2 separate regions of the Mus musculus genome follow, and region 1 is linked to region 2. The links are chromatin contacts, found by Hi-C in ENCODE. All regions are on one chromosome and are shown on one strand. The core of a region is the stretch at or near the end of the contact, and the rest is flanking DNA. Distances in the headings are between cores, read along the strand shown.

Evidence for each region. Hi-C counts contacts between places; a loop is a spot of excess contacts on that map.
Region 1: a map of gastrocnemius shows a loop between it and region 2 (3-fold over the local background). The contact joins two enhancer-like sites. A Hi-C loop is called at or near these places in 7 of 37 maps with a recorded cell type or tissue (Patski, adrenal gland, gastrocnemius and 1 more).

Annotation. Positions count from the first base shown.
Region 1 is chr13:48,805,993-48,809,093 of GRCm38, forward strand. Phf2 (PHD finger protein 2) reads right to left here. Exons shown (of 22, transcript NM_011078.3): 18 at 1,613-1,884. Among named protein-coding and RNA genes, the nearest start is that of Phf2, 63 kb to the right of the region's middle. Within about 2 kb of position 1,824, at least 1 of the 3 ENCODE cell types and tissues checked has a DNase peak (open chromatin) inside an H3K27ac peak, as active enhancers do.
Region 2 is chr13:49,000,385-49,003,391 of GRCm38, forward strand. No RefSeq gene overlaps it. Among named protein-coding and RNA genes, the nearest start is that of Fam120aos, 34 kb to the left of the region's middle. Within about 2 kb of position 1,494, at least 1 of the 3 ENCODE cell types and tissues checked has a DNase peak (open chromatin) inside an H3K27ac peak, as active enhancers do.

The sequences.
Region 1 (3,101 bases), core at 574-3,073, 190 kb before region 2:
GGGGCTGCGGTGGCCCAGTGACCTTTCCCAGTGGTGGCCCCAGATCTGTCCTTAGGTTCTCAGACCTGCTGTGCAGTTGAAGCTGCCGTAGCAAGAGTGTCCACTTGAGGCAGGACAGTGGCCTCACAGGCTGCCACCCACCCCCACCCCAGGCTAGCTTCAGGAGCCTGTGAGATGCAGTCCTTCTGGAGGCTGCTGCTGCAGCAGCGAGTGAGAGACTGAGGGGACCAGTCTGATTCCACTCTATCTGAAGTCCCAAGACCCTCCCAAGCAGACTGGGAGGAGGTGTCTGCCCAGCAGCCTGCATGGCCACTACGGAGCTTCCCGGGCTCAGGACTCCCCAGCGACTCCTACACTGTGGGTCTTGCTTCCCTTGATTGGCAAGGCCAACTGAGAAACCTCCAAGACTGGTGATTCTGTGGGTAGCAGCAGGACCTGGCACCTTACACCCCCACAGAGTGGAAACAGGATTCCAGCTGTCTATTTAAGCAGAGCACACTCACCAAGGGGCGCAGATCTGTTCAACCTGGGCAGGACACAGCCCCCTCTCAGAATATCTCCTTCACAGTGGACAGCAGTAAACCTCTGGCTATCAGGAAGGCCCTGGACTAAACCGGAGTCAACCCCAAGCACTATGAGCCTAGACTGGCACCTTTGACACAAGTTGGAATGTCTCCTGACATGGGGTGTGAGAAATCAGGTACCTGCGTCAGGCAGGCCCTGCTGGAAGGAGGCATGGTGCCTGTACCCGTTACAGAAGGCCAGAGCCTTGTTGGTTTCTGATCTCACATATGACCGCAGGATCATCCGTGGGGCTTGGTTTTTCCATCTTACAGATAGGATGGGAGCAGTGACACCCCCCCCCCCGCCCCCAAGGCTCTGTCACTGATAAACGTTCAGCTGCATGGACATCTGTCAGGTCAGCCCTTGGAGAGCTAAATCCACCTGTGACCCAGCAGGATCCAGCGGAAGCACAGCCCAGGAACGAGAGCAGGTCCCTAGAGGATCTGTGCATGCGTGTTTACAGCAGCCAACACAAGAGCCCAGGAGCCCAGGAATGACATATGCATGGACTTCCTATACAGAGGAAAGAATATTACTAAGCCTGAGAAAGGAAGGAAATCCTGTCATGTGCCACAGCATGCACGGGCCCTCAAAAAGTCACATTATACGATCCATTTAGATGGTGTGTCCAAAATAGATCCACGGAGACCTGAAGTACGTGACAAGTGGCCAAAGCTAGGGAAGGACAAACTGTGGATGGGGACAAAGTTTCCTTATAAGAAAGATATTCTCAAATGGAGCATGGTGGTAGTTACCCAGGCCACAAAATGACAGGCTTCCAGAGGATACTGTTGTATTTTGTTTTGTTTAAGATAAGGTCTCACTGTATAGCCCTGGAACTCACTACGTGGACCAGGCTGGCCCAGAGCGCAGAATAGAGAATCACCTTGCCTGTGCCTCCAGAGTGCTGGAATTGAAAGTGTGAACCACCACACCCCAGCCCAAGATGGATTTTACAGTCCTGACTGTAGCTCCTGGGCCTCTTTGGCATGTTCCTAGTCAGTGCTGCCCCCTACAGGCAGCAGCCCTGCCCTGCAGCCACACTCACCATAGTCTGAGTCCTTGAAGCAGGCATCCAGGTGATCCTGCTCCTCGTAGTCCTCCAGATCCACACTGTTCTTGGCAGTCCTCTTCAGCAGGCGCTTGCCTGTGCCTTTGTTGCCACCACCAATCTTCCGGGCACCATGGGCTGCCAGTGAGCCACCCTTGGCCTGCCCCGTGCCCCATGTGGTCTGCAGGCAAGAGTCAGAGGCCTGCAGATTGGCCATGGAGAGCATTCCCTGAATGGCTTCCTGTGTGCTGGGGGAGGCAGGGGGCTGGCTGGGGACAGAGAGAAACAACAAGCATTCAGCCATGGCCCTTGGCTCACAGCCAGGACACTTGGACCACAGACTAGAGCCCACAGCCCACAGTTTGCAGTCCAAGGTGCTGTAACTGCAGCCCAAAGCCCTTGGCTGTATACTCGCTGGCCCAGGCAGCCAGCGGCTAACAGAATGATATGGGCTGGAAACTTAACAGTGGAGAAGGTCTGGCAGGCCCCTCTGTACACCCAGTCACACTCCAGGGAGGGAATGAGGCCTTGGGTGGAATAAGGACACACACCAGAAGGCAGATGGGATAAAATCTTGCACCACAATGCAACAGTTCTCACATCTTTTGAGTTGGCCTGAGGTCCAGCTGCCAGCTCTCTATGCTCTTCCATAGCCTGACCTCAGTCCTGGCAAGGAACATTCCTTCTCCGCAGTCCTACACTGAGAACGAGGAGTCCCCACATCTCTCCCATGACACACTCTTCCAAGGTGATGCACGTCCAAGTATGAATCCAGACCCTCATCTACACCTTCCATCGACACCCACACGCTCACCAAGCCCACACCTATACCTGTGCCCTGGTCTCACCTCTACCTGCACACACACACACACACACACTCACCTACATCTGTACTCACTCTCATCTGTATTTACACCCCCACATCTACATGTGCATACACCTCCATCTACACATGCACCTACACCCTCATCTACACCTACAACCCATCCACGCCTACACCCCTATCTATACCTATACCCCCATTTATACCTACACCACATCTATACCTACACCTATACCCTCACCTACACCTATACCCTTATGCCTACACCTTCATCTACAGCTGTGCCTGCACCCACAGCTCTGTGTACACCTGCACATACCCTCATGTACACTTGTACTCAGCCCTGCACCCTCACCATGTACACCTGTACACACACACACACACACACACACACACACACACACACACACACACAATCTCTATCTGTATCTACACATCTCTTGGTTAGGCACAGCCATGCCTCAGCTTAGCCAGGTTTCCCTCTCTGGGTCCCTCCATGAAGGACTGACCACAGGGCTCCATCTGTAATCCTCTGCCAAGTCCTGTCCTGGCTGCCATGCCCTTTCTGCACTTTCCTAGCAATGCCCCTGTCTACTGCCCCACGCCCTCATCTCCCCCAGGGTACACTGGTGCCCTGCCTTCCAGAAAGAGCATCCCAAACTG
Region 2 (3,007 bases), core at 244-2,743:
GTGAAATGATGTCATCTGGTCATGCCATGGTCACTGCACATATGAACTCACAGCAGCTGTGGTTACATGCCCAAGACCTGCACAAAACAGAGCCCATCAGCACTCCAGCATTTATGAAAGAAGGCCTTCTGAGACCCGCACACCGCCTCCCCCTTAGTAAGGAGCTAGTCAGTTAATGCTGCTTGGGGAGGGGGGAACATTTTTTTTCTTCCAGTGGAGTAGCGTCTGATAATTTGCCCATGGTCCAATAAGTAACCTCAAACCCAAATAAAAGAAATGATAAACTATGAAAAGGAAAATAATAACAACAATTTAGAGCTCAGTTGGTCAAATACTCACCCGGTAAGCATAAGGGTCGGGATTCAGTGCCCATGCAGAGAATGCTGAGTCCGGTAGGGTCAATGCAAACCCAAAACTCTCACCTCAAAGGGAAGGAAAGAGTGTTTATTCTGAAGCTAAATATGAGTGGCCAGGGCTAGGGAATGCAGGTTCAGGCTACCCCAAATTCCTTATTCCAATGTGGTAATGGTTCAATAAAGTTGGGTTTTGTTTGTTTGTTTGTTTTAGCAACAGAACAAAGAATGTTATAAATGAAGACACTTTTTACAAATATTGGCGAAGACATTACAGCAGAGCAGCTAGAGGCTTCAGATGCTAGTCGATGACACTCTTAACTTTTTGGCTGGTAGAAAGAGGTTTTGTCCAGTTAATACATTCTGAAGGGTTTTATCTGTTAGTCACAGGAAGTTAGGTGAGACATGGAGTACTAAGGGATGGTGGTTTAGGGGGCCAGAGATAGCCCAAGATAAACTGTAATTTGGCTGTGAACCTGCAACTTCCCAACCTCTGCACAGTCACTGGAGTCCTAATGGGTTAATCAGCTTTGAGGAAGGTTCAACAGATGAAGAGCTTCTGTCTGGGTCCTGTCCCCTCAGCAGTGCTCCCTGGAGCTCAATGATGCACCAAACCGATGAGACATCCTGTCTTAGTGGTGCCTGAGGGAATGACACCCCTGTAGCCTCCACGGAGACATGCATGTATCGGTGCCCCCTCCCCACTCAAAAATCATTCTTTTTGTTTGAGACAAAATTTCATTATGCAGCCCAGACTGGCTTCAAACTTACAACCCTCCTGCCTCTACCTCCCAAGTTTTGGGATTTCGTGTGTGTATCTGATGTGAGATAATTTTTACATAGCTCTATTACAGGGTGATAAACATACACATTGCTATCTGGGGGCAGTTGAGTGGTCTTTTTTTTTTTTTTATATGCTGGTGTCTGGAGTTATGAGAGGTCTTCTCTTTCTTCCTTACTTTGAGTTTTTATTGTTGGTACAGTGCACCCAGAAACATGACAGTGACAGAAATTAAGCAGAGGAACAGTGACAATGGCAGAGTCTGTTGGGGTAATGGCAATAGGCAGCACTGAAGATGGAGAACGGCCAGGGCCAAAACCACAGGGAGCAGAAACAGGACGGCAGGGCTATGAGGAGCTGACAGTGCTGCAGGCCCTCTCCCTGGAAGCCTCTGGGGAAGCTGCCAAGACTTCAAAGCTGAGCAAGGCCTTCAGACACAGTCTGCCCAAGGGCTTTAGTATCTCCCGCTTTAGGGCCAAGATTGCTGGCAAAGGAAGCAATTCTCCCTGCCTGTCCATAATACCTGTTTGGATAGCATAAAAAGTCCCTAGCTGATCAGTTACAGGGAGACTTCAGAAATAAAACATGTTCCATACCTGTAGAAACAGAGGCTACACCATGGACTCTGTCTCAGTAAGCAGGAGCTAAGAGCTGGGCAGAATCTTCATTTCCTGTTAATAGTCCCCATAGAAGACAGTCACATGCTGTCCAGTGCAGCCACTGCTGAGCACAACGCTGAGGGACATTTTCTCAAGTTCTGTAGATTGCACTAGAGTCCAGAGAGAGTACTTCTCCAAAACAAGTTCTTTTATTTTTTATTTTATGTATGCATGTAAATCTTAGTTAGGGTTTTACTGATGTGAATAGACACCATGACCAAGGCAACTCTTACAAGGACATTTAATTGGGGCTGGCTTACAGGTTCAGAGGTTCAGTCCATTATCATCAAGGCAGGAGCATGGCAGCATCCAGGGAGACATGGTGCAGGCAGAGCTGAGTTCTACATCTTCCTCTGAAGGCTGCCAGCAGAATACTAACTTCCAGGCAGCTAGGATGAGGGTCTTAAAGCCCACACCCACAGTGACACACCTACTCCAACAGGGCCACACACCTTTAATAATGCCTGGGCAGAGCATATAGAAACCATCACATGTATGTATGCTGTGTTTTGTGACAAGTTCTATCTATGTAATCCCAGATATCCAGGAACTTGCTTTATAAACCAGGCTGGTCCTCAATTCACAGAGAATTAACTGTCCTAGATTATCTTTGTAGACCAGGCTGGCCTCAAACTCACAGACCCACCTGCCTCTGCCTCCCAAGTGCTGAGGTTAAAGGTGTACATCACCAGGCTCAGACACTACATGTGTGTGTGTGTGTGTGTGTGTGTGTGTGTGTGTGTGTGCAGGTGTATATGTGTTATGTGTGTATCAATCCATGAAGAGACCAGAGATCAATTTCGGATGTTATTCCTCGGGGGACACCCATTTTATTTACTTATTTATTATACATGTACTCATGTGTGTGTGTGTCTGTGTGTGTGTCTGTGTGTGTACATGTGTGTGTATGTGTATGTATGTATGTGTGTACATTCATGTCCGTGAATGTGGATGTAAATGTGGGTATATGGAGATCAGAGGACAACTTGGGTGTTGCTCCTCACCTTTTATCTCTGGGCAGGTCTCTGTTGTCCTGATGTGTGACCCAAGTTTCTGGGATTCTCCTGTCTCTGGCTCACACTGGGGATTACAGACAATTGTATATGTCCCTTTTCTCTTCCTCTCTTTCTGTCTGTCAGTCTGTCTTTTTTCTTTTGGATTTTTTGAGACAGGGTTTCTCTGTGTAACAGCCTTAACTGTCCTAGATTATCTTT